Regions from separate parts of the Homo sapiens genome. Here region 1 is linked to region 2. Evidence: read pairs that join two places in POLR2A ChIA-PET (ENCODE). Cell type or tissue: PC-3. All regions are shown on one strand.

Region 1 (8,000 bases), 100 kb after region 2:
AAGGCTTCCAACTGTATTTTGAAATTTTTCAATTCCAGACGTTCTGTTTGGTTCTTTCTTAATACAGCTATGTCATCTTTTGAATTGGATTGTTTTTCTGGCTTCTTTGTGTTGGATTTCATCTTTCTCTTGGACCTCATTGAGTTTCTTTGCTCCATATATATTCTGAATTTTATACTGTCATTTCAGATATTTCATTCTGGTTAGGATCCATTGCTAGGGAGCTAGTGTGATCCTTTGGATGTGACAAAACACTGGCTTTTGTATTGTCGGAGTTCTTGTGCTGGTTCCTTCTCATCTGAGGGAGCCGATGCTGCTTCTTTTTTTTTTTTTTTTTTTTTTGTTTTTGTTAATTTGCTATTGTTTGGCTCGGGCTTTTTGATTTTTAATTTCTGTTTTCCCTTGAGGGTATGACTGACGTATGTTGCTTGTGATCAGTTGGCTTTGTTTCTGGGTGCTTTCAGAGGGCCAAGGCTCTGTATGGGTTCCTTGGTTGCAGATAAATTCATATGGTGGTTTTGTCAGATATTGTTTATTGTAGCAACATATTTTTGTTTGGTGTTATGATTTAGGCTGCAGTCCAGTAGGTGGCACTTAAGATTAAGAATTGGCAGGTGGGCTCTTAACTCTGCACATGCTTACCCTCAGCAGAGGTGGAGGCGGTGGAGAAGCCTGAAAAGTGCTCCACCTTTGGTGAGGGTGTGCTCACCTTTGGTGAGGGTGAAGCTTCTGGAGAAGTCTAAGAAATGGCCCCTTTCAGACCCCGTTCCCTGGACCCCAGTGGGAAGAGCCACTGCTGTCTCTGCAACAGTGCACTGGGGAGTGGTGGGGATTAAGAGATTACCCCCTCTTCAAGTTCATTCCCAGATTTTGGTGGTCCCTCCTTTTGTGGCTGGCACCACACTTGTGTTTCCTTTGACCCAAGGTGGGTTTTGGTGGGGTGCTCTCCCTTCTCCCTCAGGGGCAGTCCCTGCCAAGGGTTAGATCTCCATGGGAGTGGAGTCTGCCTCCCTCCCGCTCCTCAGAACTAGTGAGACACTCTCCCTGAACTGTCCATGAAAGCAGACTGGGGTGCCCAGCAGTGACACACATAGACCAGTTTTAGGTTGCAGAGCTGTCCCTGGCTGCGAGTCTTGCATCCTAGGAGAAACCTCAGCTTCACAAGTCTCTTCCTGCTCCAGTCCTGTGATGGGAAAGTCTAATTTCAGTGCTTGCTGCTTGGGTGCTTTCCACACTCGCCACTCAATTCTGACTGTGAGGGTCCTTTCCCCACTCCAGGGCAAGTGCTTCAGTCTCTGGCCTGAGACTAAAATGCCTGCAATGGCTGCTGCTGCCAGGTTGCCAAACAGTGACTTACTTTGCATGAGCCCAGATTAGAAATGGCATCCTCTGGCTGGGTGTGGTAGCTCAAGCCTGTAATCCCAGCACTTTGAGAGGCCAAGGCAGGTGGATGACTTGAGGTCAGAAGTTCAAGACCAGCCTGGCCAACATGGTGTAAACCCCGTCTCTACTAGAAATACAGAAATTAGCCAGGTGTGGTGGTGGGCGCCTGTAATCCCAGCTACTCAGGAGGCTGAGGCAGGAGAATCACTTGAACCCGGGAGGCAGGAGGTTGCAGTGAGTCAAGATCATGCCACGGCACTCCAACCTGGGCAACAGAGTGAGACTCCATTTCCAAAAAAAAAAAGCATTTTCCTCTTATTCCCATGCCTGGGAAAATGCCTGCAGCTTTTCCTGGTGTCTTTTCCTGTCTCAGTCTCTCAGCCTTTTCCCAGTTTAGTGTCAGTGTTTGGGAGAAACAGGGCGCTCTCCCATGGCCTGGGTTGCACAGATCCCCAGTGGAAAGGTGAGTCACAGAGGGATACTGACTGTCCCTTTCATGTACTGGAGCTTCACTTACTTTTCTCAGCCAAATGCTGTCCCTGGGGCTGCCTGCCCACCTTCTTCTTCCTGGGTTCTGGGGTGTTCTTTGCATTCTGGTGAATCCTGTTTTCTTTCTTGAATTAAAGCTTGCAGAGTTGATCTTTATGCACTATTTTGCTAATTCCAAGTGGCTGAGGCACACTCAAAACCTCTAATCCACAATCTTGGGAAAAAAATCTGCCTGGATTGACTCTGATTGCAAATATAGAATGCCAACATTTAGTGACCTCAGACTATGTGATACTCTTGAGTATCTCTCAAAGCCTGAAAGAACTGATGCTGGGGAAGATGCCCAAGACTTATTTAGTCTAGGCTTTTTGTGTAGATTCTCTCTCTCTTTTTAAAAAAATCTACTTATTTATTTTTGATTCTCTGATTTCTATCCTTGGGTATAGTTTGACCGCTAAAAGATAATAATCTTAATAACATATTGTACTCCTTGTAGCATTGCCTTCATTGCATTATCTTTTAATACTTACATCAATTTTTAAGTAAAGTCGTTATGGGAAGCAATTATGTTAAACTTTTTTTTTTTTTTTTTTGAGACAGAGTCTCGCTCTGTTGCCGTGGCTGGAGTGCAGTGGCGCGATCTTGGCTCACTGCAATCTCTGCTTCCTGGTTCAAGCAGTTCTCCTGCCTTAGCCTCCAGAGCAGCTGGGACTACAGACATACACCACTACGCCTGGCTAATTTTTGTATTTTTGGTAGAGGCGGGGTTTCACCATGTTGGCCAGTCTGGTCTTGAACTCCTGACCTCAAGTGATCTGCCTGCCTTAGCCTCCCAAAGTTCTGGGATTATAGGCATGAATCACTGCGCCCCGGCAATTATGTTTAGCTTTCTAATGACTTTCCTGAAAAACTGTTGCTGAGAACGTTAAGTACTACTTCACACTTTGTTTTTCAGATACATTCCTATATGATACAATTCTTTATAAATTCAGTGCTACAGATACAGTTAATGAGAGGGACCTTGGATATCATGTGTTTTCAACTGTTGTACAGATGAAGAAACCATGGCTTGGAGAGGTCAACAAAAAGTAGCTAGCCTGGAACCTGGTCTAGAAATTGTGTCTTCTAACAACAGGCCCAGTTTTGTTTTGTTTTGTTTTTTAACGTTTGGAAGTTGAGTTAGCATTGACATAATGTAAAATTAGCCATTTAAAAATGAGTGATTCATTGGTATTGAGTTCATTCACCATGGTATGCAACCACCACCTCTAATTAGTGTCAGAACATTTTTATCACCCTAAAAAGAAGACTGTATCCATTAAGCCATTTTCCTCTTCCGCCCCAGCCCGTGGCAGTCACCAATCTGAGTTCTGTTACTATGGATTTATGTATTCTGGATATTTTATATAAATGAAATCACACAAACTGTGGCCTTTGTGTCTGGCTTCTTTCATTTAACATAAGTTTTTTAAGCTCATTCATATTATAGCATGTACTAGTACGTTATTCCTTTTCATGGCTGAATTATAGGTAGATACCACAATTTGTTCATTCACTGATAAACATTTGGGGCATTTCCTCCTTTTGGCTATAGTAATTAGTGCTGCTGTGAACATGTGTGTACATGTTTCTGTTTGAGTACCTGGTTTTAATTATTTTGGGTATGTACATAGGAGTGGAATTGCTGAGTCATATCATAATTCTGTGTTCAATTTTTTGAGAAACTGCCGATTGTTTTACACAGTGGCAGCACCATTGTACATACCTCCATTTTGTTTTTATCTTCCTTGTCCTCCATCATGCTGAGATCATGCTGACTTGAAAAAGAAAGCCAAAAATTAGTCGTTTTGTTTGAGGTACGAACTCTCGGTACATCTTTTGCAACAGATTTTTCAACCAGTTTTATCTGTTATTTTTCCAGTGGTTTATTGAATTGTATTTTGTTTTATTCCTTTCATTCAAACTGAGGTGAATTTCTTTTCCCTTATTATATTTATGTTCCTAAAACCTATGGGAATGATTTTGGAGGTCTAATTAAATATCAGTCTATTTATTGCACAAAATAAAAGGAAAATAATCAAAAAGAAATAGCAACACTGAAATAGTCTTGGGTACTTTGAAGGAGTTATGTTAGGTTTTAATTGACTTAAGTACAGGTCAGATCTCTTTGTCTTCTACCTTTGCTCTAGGAGTCAGTTTGTAGGGCTCGGTTTTGAGTGTCCTTAAATTTGAGGCCATCGTATTGCTGTGACATATTTACTAAAACAATTTCTTGTATTATATTTGATCAATGGATTTGTAGAAAACGTAAATGGCTTAAGATAGGTTAAATACTATTCAAATATGTCTTTTTCAACTTTTAAGTTCAGGGGTACATGTGCAGGATGTGCAGATTTGTTACATAGGTAAGTGTGTGCCATGGTGGTTTGCTGCACAGATCATCCCATCACCTGGGTATTAAGCCCAGCAACCATTAGCTGTTCTTCCTGATGCTCTCGCTCCTCCCATCCACACCTGCCAGACAGGTGCCAGTGTGTATTTTTCCCATCTGTGTGTCCATATGTTCTCATCATTCAGCTTCTACTTGCAAATGAGAACATGCAGTGTTCGGTTTTTTTGTTCCTGCATTAGTTTGCTGAGAATAATGGCTTCTAGCTCGACCCATGTCCCTACAAAGGATGTGATCTTGTTAGTCTCTTGTTCCTTTTTATGGCTGCATAGTATTCCATGGTGTATATGTACCACATTTTCTTTATCCAGTCTATCGTTGATGGGCTTTTGGGTTGAATCCATATTTTTGCTACTGTGAATAGTGCTGTAGTGAACATACATGTGCATGTATCTTTATAATAGAATGATTTCTATTCCTTTGGGTATATACCCAGTAATGGGATTGCTGGGTCAAGTCGTATTTCTGCCTCTAGTCTTTGAGGAGTTGCCACACTGTCTTCCACATGGTTGAACTAATTTACACTCCCACCAACAGTGTAAAGCATTCCTTTTTCTCCACAACCTCATTAGCATCTGTTGTTTCTTGACATTTTAATAATCGGCATTCTGACTGGCGTGAGATGGTATCTCATGTTTTTTTTAATTTTTTTTTGATTAGCATTTCTCTAATGATTAGTGATGTTGAGCTTTTCATCTGTTTCTTTTGCAAAGTGTCTCTTCATGTCTTTTGTTTGTTTAAGGGCTTTCTTTTAACACACAGAACATCGTTCCTTGCTTCAGTGCCTACTCATATTATGGTCTCTTTATCAGTTATTCTGTTCTTCACCTGGCTATATCCTTATAATTCTTGGAGACTAATCTTAGGTGTCGCATTTTCCAAGATGCTTCCTCTGACTGACCCCCCTGCCCCACCCTTTCTAGCTGAGTCAGATGATATGTTCCTTCCTAAAGTCTTGTAATAACTGAAGCATATGTCATTTTACTTACTGTATTGTTTTGTAATTATATGTATGTTGTCTCCTACAAAACTGTGAGCTTTTTGATTCCAGGAAAACTATGCTTTATTTACCTTTGAAATTGCAGAACCTTACTATCCTAGGCACATGATAGACTTCAGTAAATGTTTAGTGAATGAATGAAAGAAGCTTCTAGTTTAGAAGAGGCAAATATGCATAAATAACTATTGTAGAATTGTAAATTGTGCAGTGGAAGCAGAGAATACAATGAAAAATATATTTGGGAAGAGTGTGAGGTGTTTATGAGGGAAGGTTTGCTTCATGGGAGATAACAATTTCAGCTGGTTCTTGAGGGGAACTTGATAGAATTTTTTGCTAGGGAGTAAAAGTAATCCATCCTAGAGAACAGAAGCAAGAGAGCAAGTCATGATCATGGAAAAGCCAAGTATTTTAGAATCTTTCTCAAAGGTCATTTTGGCAGTAAGGAGGATGGAATACAGGGAGAAGCAGTAATGATATAGTCATGCAGCTATAATGAAGGTTTTGTGTCAAGCTTTGGCTGTGAGGAAGGGAAGGTTTCAAAAGATACTTAAGATATAAAATGGTCAGGCAGGCCCTGATAGCTAATTGGCTGAAAAATTCCAAGAGGATAATCCAAGGCAACTCTAGAATTTCTCTTCTCAGTAATTGGGTAGGTATTGATGCCTCCTTTTAAAAAAGTAAAGGAATATAGGAAACATTTGGGATCTTGAATGAATTTAATTTTGGACATGATAAGTTTATGATCTTTATGACAAATTCAGGTAGGAGCGTTCAGTGTGTAGTTGAATATAAGTTTCTGAAACTCAGGAGATATTTCTGAGCTGGAGGCACAGTTTTGGAAGTCACAGTACATATGGGTGGACATATAAATGGTGGACTAGAAAACTCAAGGATTGCATATCTAGTAAGACTATAAGAAGGTAAAAACAGAACCCTGGGAATTGCAAGCTTTCTTCTGCTTAAAGGTAATCAAGGGCATACTTGCAAACTAGTGTTAATTTTTCTTGGTCCCTTTTATTTCCTGTATGCTTTCCCAACTTTAATCAAAATGGCAGTAAAATTATGTTGAGATATCATGTCTTGGACTCAGCATCAGATAAACCTTATAGCAAGTGTGGGGCTGTAGCAGTACTAAAACATTCATGGCTTATTTTCAGGGGGGGTGTTGCTGCCTACTCAGTTTTATCCAGTTATTGCCTTGCAGGTGTGCAATTCCACCGATTCCTGATTCCAGATATTTCTGTTTTTCAAGAAAAGCCAGAAATCCTGATTTTTACAGATTTTTAAATGCTTACTCAGAATTTTAAAAAGTGCTGTTGTTGGTCAGGTAAAACATTGTCAGTTTCTGATCCCTTTCTCAATCCTTACATTCTCTGTAACAAAGAGCAACTAGTATCACCTTCTGAGGTATTGAAATGTACTTGTTTCTGTTGCATACTAGGATGAAAGAAAAAACTTGACTGGAAGCTCCAGAAAATTATAGTGGAAAAGGAGACAGACTGAGTCCCTGGGCTTAGAAGATTTAGAGATTGAGTGAGTAATAGAGGTTATAAGTCAGATGGGCTGAGACCCATCTTTAGTGACTGTACTGGCAGTGAATCAATCATTGCCACCTTTGGCTCCTTGTTTGCTGAGGTCTTGTTGTTTCTGGGACTTGAAACTGGAATGGTTTTTAGGGAGGATTTTTTTCTATTATTTTGTCCTGCATATTTTAGTACAAAATTATAAACACAATACAAAAAATACTTGGTGTTTCGCCCCAAGAACATAACCAACATGAATGGAAATGTTTCTGTCAGCTTGTGGCTTTCAAAATCTGAACACCTGATACACCAAATGAACTCACAGGATGATTTGTTAGGGCTGACTGTATTATCTTTATTTATTTATTTATTTTTGTTGAATCAGTTTAAAGAATTTTTACAGGAAGTCTCCTATTTATTCTATAGAAAAATCAAGGAGGTAATTGGAACTGACCTTTGGCTCTTCTGTTGGTTGACCCTGTGGAAATAAAGAGTTATGATTCCTTGAGTTTGTGTGTTCACTTTTAGGAACAGATTTCTCTGGAAGTAAATTCCACTTGTATAACAATTAGATCTTACAGTTAAAAATTATAATTAAAAAATGTGTCACAAGATATTATAATTTGATCATTGATTCTTGCTCTAACCACCTTTTGGCCATATCAGATTATGAGAGGAAGTTAAGGAGTAGGCCTCCTGAGTAAAGGAGGTGTGATTTTTTTTTTCTTTGAGGTGGGAGTATAGTTGGAACTAAATAAACTACGTGTGAATTTACCATATCAACTAAAATTTTGATCAAATGGTTTTTTTAAATTGTGTGGTACATATTTTATATATATTTATAGTTTCCCTTAAGGTTTTCTATACCAGAGTTGTTGATCTATTATTTCCTTATACTAATGTTAGGGATGATAAAAGCTATGAGATGAATCTAAGCAGTTAATTTTAATATCATGTGGAAATAGTTTTGTCTATGTTTTATTAAATGTCGAATGAATTGTGACTTTTACATTTTTTTTCTCTTTCATTTGTTCTTTTGGGCACTGATAAGTCTAACCATGTATCAGTTTATTATAATTCATGGCTAGTGCCATCTGGCTGTCGTTCTCCCTCTTTTGTAAAATCATCTTGTACTTGTGATTATTTATATATGGTT
Region 2 (8,000 bases):
CCTCCCACCTCAGCCCCTTGAGTAGCTGGGACCACAGGACTATCACCATGCCTGGCTAATTTTTAAATTATTTTCTTTTGTAGAGAGATGCGGTATCACTATGCTGCCCAGACTGGTTTTGAAATCCTGGGCTTCAGTAATCCTCCTGCCTCAGCCTCCCAAAGCTCTGGGATTTTGGGAGTGCACCACTGCACCTAACCTCAAATTGATCTTTTGTTTGCTCCTTGCTTGTTAGTGCTCAAGTCTCTACTAGGAAAATTATGTCTTAAATTATTCCTCATTAATAAGAATTTTATCTTTCACAGGAGCTTTCTGAAAACACTGGCAACTCATACATTCCCAAACTTGCCAGGTCATCAAATTCTTGGCTTCCCACTCTTGACTTCCCGAATCTTCAGATAAGAGGCTTGGAAAACAACATTTTTAAATGATTATCTTCAATGATTCTTATGATCTGGCAAGCTTAGGAAACACGAAGCCTCAAAACCAAGACTGATTGAGGTAATTTTGAGTGCAGAAGACAGTTTTGAGCAGTAACATTCCAAAAGACATGCTACTTTACTAATACCTGTGGCAGCTCTGGTCAATACTTGAGCTGCTACTTTCCCCTACAATGACCATGGCCTTCATCTCTCGTGGATCCTAGAATTCCTTCCTGCTGACTTGAGACATGACCTCAGATTCTTTCTCCATGCAGGTATCCAGGCAGCCACTATCAATTGATAAGACCTGGCATAGAAGGCGAAACTTAAATGCCATCCCTCTCATAAGGTTATCACTAGACTAGGGCAACTTCTCAGCTGACTTTTATTTGGGGAAATACTAAATTATTACATTTTAAAAAGTTTGGGTTAATCTATGGGGTTAAACTTATTTTATTGACTCAGCAATATATACTGATGTAAACTTCACAACTGCAGTATCCGGAAAAAACGGATTATGACTATTTCTTTTATAACAGTTTATATATGCAGACATATTTCTGAAAGGGACAGTGAAAACAAAAATGAGTTTTAGAATTAGAGTTTAAGGTAAATTCTGGCTGTGCCAGCTATATTACCGTACAGCTGTATTACGGCGCATTAGCTGTTAATATTATAATATTAGCTGTACTATCAGCTATCTTAGTAACCAATTAATATATGTCTTTGAATCTTTGATTCTTCATTTCCACAAAAGAGACAAAATACCTCGCACAACTGCTGTAATTTAATATAAACGTTTATGTGTGAAACAGCTAGAAGAGTTTTGGTCACATTATGTGGACATGAAAAAAGCCTAGATTTTCTCCTTTTATTTATTTGAAACAGAAATCTCCATCCATTAGCTGACTCACTTATAAGACTCTTTGTGCGTTCCTCTGTTTGATTACAGAATTTGGGTAATACATGGAAATTTTAATAAACACCCTAAAATGCTATTTATGCAAAGTTTAATAGTTAATATATATTCAAACAAGCAAAATCTTTGAGTAACCTTTTTAATTCTTATGGGCATGTGCCCTAGACTTGTAAGGAAACCATGGAATCAAAGTCTCTTCGAGTTAAATGGGACCCTCAACATCATCGGTACGATGTACTGAATTCTTACAATAGATGAGAGAAGCTAAAATTGGGGCCTCATTTACAAATATGTTTGTCCTGGAGTTAATAAAGTATTGTCTAAAACTAAATTTTCTATTTCTTCAGTAAAGAGTAATGACTGTGAGTAATGTGCAGTCTTCAATTATTGAAGAAATATTAATTTATATTAATGATAAGGCAGGAAATTTAAGCTAACCCAAGAAAAACAGATGTAGGAAAAACCTATGCCCAAAAATGTTTTCTAAATAACTCAAGTAATCAGAAATGTAAATAAATAAGAAAATCCCATTCCTAAACATGAGAGTTATTCAAAATTATACTGAAGTTGAATGTGTACACCTCTCAAGTTTTCCCAAGTTTTGTCTTTCCTCTACTCCTTAAGCATAAGTACTTCTTCAAAACATATATCAGTAGGCTAAAATATCAAAAAGTTAAATTATAGGTTGTTGCTACCTGCAGTATTGCATCAGCTTCAAGGGTCAACCCCTATTTTCTGTCTCTCACCTCCCCTTCCTTGGCTATTCTCAAAGAAACTTGCTAGCTTCTCAACCAATCCTAACAAAAGCAGGCTCAAAACCTTTGAATCTGCAACCTGGTGCAGATTTTAAATTAACCACAGCAATGGAACAGCTACCCACAGTGGTGGTTCCATATGCCCTCTGTTTCTCCTTTACCACCAACGTGGCTAAGCCCAAGGTCTGCCATATGAGGACCCAGCCTCGGGTGTCTGGGCATTCCTTGGGTTGTCACCCTCTGATCCTCCCTCTTATGTTAGCCATTAGACTAGCTTTTTCCTTTGATTCGCCTTCTTCTCTATATTCTATCAGCTCTGTGCCCTTGTACCCATTTAGACTGCGGCCCTACCCTGAGCCCCAGGTGATGTGAAGACCCTAGAAGCTTGCTAGTCTTAGTGTCTATGTCCTTTCCTGAGGAGAAGCTGGTTTCTCTTGCACCTCCTGCATTATCACATCTGTTCAACTCTTCTGCATCATTACCTAGATTTCCTATCATTGCCTTCTGCCCATCAAATCCACTCTTCTGATGCTGGCAGTTGCTGGTATCATGCCCAAGCTTGCTGTGTCTTTTGGGTGCTCTGCTTTTGGAGCCCCCGTCTGATCTCACTGGGGCCACCCTCTCACTTCCCACACCCTAATCTTTGCCACTGTGAGTAGCTCTCCACCCAGTTTTGGCCTTGACCAGCTCCCTGCTGAGGTCCCCATGTGCTTGCTAACAAGGCTGACCTAAGTCAATTCTACCTGTTCCCTTGCCACTAATATGTATCTACATACTTTCGCCTACGAAATGCTGATAGTAACCTTCAAAAGCATCCTTTTAATCTCATCATTCTGATGTTCAAAAGCCCAATATTAATTTTCTATTGTCTACTGCATTTGAAAAATTCTTCTGTTTGGCTGTTAAGAATCTCCCAGTGAGGCCAGGCATGGTGGCTCATGCCTGTAATCCCAGCACTTTGGGAGGCCAAGGCAGGTGGATTACCTGAGATCAGGAGATCGCGACCAGCCTGGCCAACATGGTGAAACCCCATCTCTACCAAAAATACAAAAAATTAGCCGGGCATGGTAGCGGGCACCTATAATCCCAGCTACTCAGGAGGCTGAGGCAGGAGATTGCTTGAACCCGGGAGGCAGAGGTTGCAGTGAGCTAAGATCGTGCCATTTTATTCCAGCCTGGGTAACAAGAGCGAAACTCCGTCAAAAAAAAAAAAAAAAAAAAAACTCCCAATGAAACTATCCTTATAAACTTTATAAAATAAACTGAGCTTGCAGCACATTCAGCATTAATCATTAGGTCAGCTTGCCTTCTGACCTGCTTCCTCATAGTTGTGTGGTGCCTGTTGTTCTAGAATCACATAGACTCTGGATTATAGCTCCCTTAACTGCTCTATAGATAACAACTTGAACATTATGAAAGGTTAAGTTTTCCCTTTGAGATATTCTTTCAACTCCTACATACCAGCAAAACTACTAATGTCAGTTGAAGGACCCCACAAGGAGCTGACTCACCAAAGAATGCAGTTTTCACATCCTGATGATTTTATACCCCTTACCCTGGCCAATCAATAACCCCAATTTTCTAGCCTCTTGCCCTCCATGATTCCCTTAAAAACTCCAGCTCCGAACTCCTTCGGGAGATGGATTTGAGGGTCTCCTCCCATCTTCTCACTCAGCCACCCTGTGATTATTAAACTCTTTCTCTGCTGCAAACCCTTCAGTGTATTGGTTTATTACTGTACAGTGGGCATAAGAACCTGTTGGTCCTGTAAAACCATGGTCCATTCAATCAAATTTCCCAAGAATTCCCAAGAGTCAGATATGATTAGCTCACAGGCCAAGTCCTTTTCTCATGCTGTTGGTTCCACATAATCTGCCCTCCTTCCTCTTCCCTGCATGTTCCAGTCCTACTCGTTGCTCAAAGGCAAGCTCCAGTAGGAATCCCAACATAAAGTCTTTCCTGGACCCTCCAGCTCTTTGGTACATTGACCCAGTATATATATATTTTTTTAACAATTTAGTACTTCTTTCCTAATTGCTTCATACGTTTTGTTAGTCCTGCCGTTCACAGGAGGATTGGAAGGATTCTGTAAGAAATGACCATTTGCTCTACTTTTTTATTTCTTACAGTGCTTAGAACAGTGAGAGGAGGCATAAAATAGACTAATATAAGTACAGTTGGTTTTAAAAGTGCCTTATAGGCAAATCTTTTTCTTTGCATTGAAAACACATTGGTCGAGAAATGGATTCAAGATAGCCAAATAGGAACAGCTCTGGTCTACAGCTCCCAGCAAGATCAACACAGAAGGTGGGTGATTTCTGCATTTCCAACTGAGGTACCCAGTTCATCTCACTGGAACTGGTTGGACAGTAGGTGCAGCCCATGGAGAGCTGCCAAAGCAGGGCTGGGCGTTGCCTCACCCAGGAAGCACAAGGGGTCGGGGAATTTTCTCCCCTACCCAAGGGAAGCTGTGAGGGTCTGAGCCTGAGGAACTCCGGCACAGATACCGTGCTTGTCCCACAGTCTTCGCAACCTGCAAACCAGGAGATCCACTCCGGTGCCTACCCCACCAGGGCCCTGGGTTTCAAGCACAAAACTGGGTGGCCAATTGGGCAGACACTGAACTAGCTGCAGGAGCTCTTTTTTTTTTCCATACCCCAGTGGCGCCTGGAATGCCAGCAAGACAGAACCGTTCACTCCCCTCAAAAGGGTTCCTGAAGCAAGGGAGCCAAGTGATCTGGCTGGGCGGGTCCCACCCCTATGGGGCCCAGGAAACTAAGATCCACTGGCTTGAAATTCTCACTGCCAGCACAGCAGCAGTCTGAGATCCACCTGGGGCATTCGAGCTTGGTGGGGTAGGTGCATCCACCATTGCTGAGGCTTGAGTAGGTGGTTTTACGGTCACAGTGTAAACAAAGCCACTGGGAAGTTCGAACTGGGTGGAGACTTCTGCAGCTCAGCAAGGCTGCTGAGGCCAGACTGCCATATTTCTCCTCTCTGGACAGGGCATCTCTGTAAAAAAGGCAGCAGCCCCAGTCAGGGGCTTATAGCAGACTTAAACGTCCCTGCCTGGTGGCTCTGAAAAGAACACCGGAACTCCCAGCACAGAGTTCGAGTTCTGCAAAGGGTCAGACTGGCTCTCAAGTGAGTCCCTGACCCCCATGTATACTGACTGGGAGAGAACTCCCAGTAGGGGCCAAAAAACACCTCATACAGGAGAGCTCTGGCTGGCATCTGGCAGGTGCCCCTCTGGCTCGAAGCTCCCAGAGGAAAAAACAGGCAGCAATCTTTGCTGCTCTGCAGCCTCCACTAGTGATATCCAGGCAAACAAGTTTGGGAGCGGACCTCCAGCAAACTCTATCAGACTGGCAGCAGAGAGTCCTGACTGTTAGAAGGAAAAGAAACAAACAGGAAACAAACAGAAAGGATTAGCACATCTACTCAAAGACCCCATCCAAAGGTCACCAACATCAAAGACGAAAGATAGAGAAATCCACAAAGATGGGGAAAAACCAGCACAAAAAGCCTGAAAATTCCAAAAACCAGAATGCCTCTTTTCCTCCAAAGGATCACAACTCCTTGCCAGCAAGGGAACAAAACTGGATGGAGAATGAGTTTGACAAACTGCCAGCAGTAGGCTTCAGAAGGTGGGTAATAACAAACTCCTCCAAGCTAAAGGAGCATGTTCTAACCCAATGCAAGGAAGCTAAGAACCTTGAAAAAAGGATAGTTGAATTGCTAACTAGAATAACCGATGTAGAGAAGAACACAAATGACCTGATGGAGCTGAAAAACATAAGTATCAATAGCTGAATCAATCAAGTGGAAGAAAGATATCAGTGACTGAAGATCAACTTAATGAAATAAAGACAGAAGACAAGATTAGAGAAAAAAGAATAAAAAGCAACAAACAAAGCCTCCAAGAAATGTGGGACTATGTGAAAAGACCAAATCTACATTTGATTGGTGTACCTAAAAGTGACGGGGAGAATGGAACCAAGTTGGAAAACACTCTTCAGGATATTATCCAGGAGAACTTCCCCACCCTAGCAAGACATGCCAACATTCAAATTCAGGAAACACAAAGAACACCACAAAAATACTCCTTGAGAAGAGCAACCCAAAGGCACATAATCATCAGATTCACCAAGGTTGAAATTAAGGAAAAAATGTTAAGGGCAGCCAAAGAGAAAGGTCGGGTTATCCACAAACGGAAGCCCATCAGACTAACAGCAGATCTGCCTGCAGAAACGCTACAAGCCAGAAGAGAATGGAGGCCAATATTCAACGTTCTCAAAGAAAAGAAGTTTCAACCACCCAGAATTTCATATCCAGCCAAACTAAGTTTCATAAGCAAAGGAGAAATAAAATCCTTTACAGACAAGCAAATGCTGAGGGATTTTGTCACCAGACCTGCCTTACAAGAGCTCCTGAGGGAAGCACTAAATGTGGAAAGGAACAGCCAGTACCAACCACTGCAAAAACATACCAAATTGTAAAGCATATCAACAGTATGAAGAAACTGCATTAACTAATGGGCAAAACAACCAGCTAGCATCATTAAGACAGGATCAAATTCACACATAACAATATTAACCTTAAATGTAAATGGGCTAAAAGCTCGAATTAAAACACACAGACTGGCAAATTGGATAAAGAGTCAAGACCCATCAGTGTGCTGTATTCAGGATACCCATCTCACATGCAGAGACATACATAGGCTCAAAACAAAGGGATGGAGGAATATTTACCAAGCAAATAAAAAGCAAAAAAAAAGCAGGAGTTGCAATCCTAATCTCTGATAAAACAGACTTTAAACCAACAAAGATCAAAAGAGACAAAGAAGGGCATTACATAATGGTAAAGGGATCAATGCAACAAGAAGAGCTAACTATCCTAAATATAAATGCACCCAATACAGGAGCACCCAGATTCATAAAGCAAGTTCTTAGAAACCTAAAAAGACATTTAGACTCCCACACAATAATAATAGGAGAATTTAATGCCCCACTGTCAATATTAGACATATCAATGAGACAGAAAATTAACAAGGATATTCAGGACCTGGACTCAGCTCTGGACCAAGCAGACATAATAGGCATCTATAGAACTCTCCAGCCCAAATCAACAGAATATTCATTCTTCTCAGCACCTCATCACACTTATTCTAAAATTGGCCACATAATTGGAAATAAAACACTCCTCAGCAAATGCAAAAGAATGGAAATGATAACAAACAGTCTCTCAGACCACAGTGCAATCAGATTAGAACTCAGAATTAAGAAACTCACTCAAAACCACACAACTACATGGAAACTGAACAACCTGCTCCTGAGTGACTACGGGGTAAATAACGAAATGAAGGCAGAAATAATATGTTCTTTCAAACCAATGAGAACGAAGGCACAATGTACCAGAATCTCTGGGACACATTTAAAGCAGTGTTTAGCGGGAAATTTATAGCACTAAATGCCCACAGGAGAAAGCAGAAAAGATCTAAAATTGACACCCTAACATCAAAATTAACAGAACTAGAAAAGCAACAGCAAACAAATTCAAAAGCTAGCAGAAGACATGAAATAACTAAGATCAGAGCAGAACTGAAGGAGAGACATGAAAAAAACCCTCAAAAATATCAATGAATCCAGGAGCTAATTTTTTGAAAAAAATCAACAAAATAGATAGACCACCAGCCAGACTAATAAAGAAGAAAAGAGAGAAGATTCAAATAGATGCAATAAAAAAATGATAGAGGGGACATCACCACTGATCCCATAGAAATACAAACTACCATCAGAGAATACTATAAACACCTCTATGCAAATAAACTAGAAAATCTAGAAGAAATGGATAAATTCCTGGACACATACACACTCTCAAGTCTAAGCCAGGAAGAAGTTGAAT

Evidence for each region. ChIA-PET counts read pairs that join two places held together with the same protein. Peaks named below come from ENCODE experiments on the same cell type or tissue, not always from the same donor. Only the 100,000 strongest peaks of a DNase experiment are listed, where the experiment ranks them.
Region 1: POLR2A ChIA-PET joins it to region 2 with 11 read pairs; 2 of 35 experiments call an interaction of 5 or more read pairs at or near these places.

What each region holds. Positions count from the first base shown.
Region 1 is chr7:17,906,103-17,914,102 of GRCh38, reverse strand. The region is part of intron 1 of SNX13 (sorting nexin 13); the gene reads left to right. Among named protein-coding and RNA genes, the nearest start is that of SNX13, 30 kb to the left of the region's middle. In PC-3, no CTCF peak of the experiment used is centred here; no DNase peak of the experiment used is centred here.
Region 2 is chr7:18,009,634-18,017,633 of GRCh38, reverse strand. No RefSeq gene overlaps it. Among named protein-coding and RNA genes, the nearest start is that of PRPS1L1, 14 kb to the left of the region's middle. In PC-3, no CTCF peak of the experiment used is centred here; a DNase peak (open chromatin) is centred at 3,433; H3K27ac peaks cover 1,654 bases.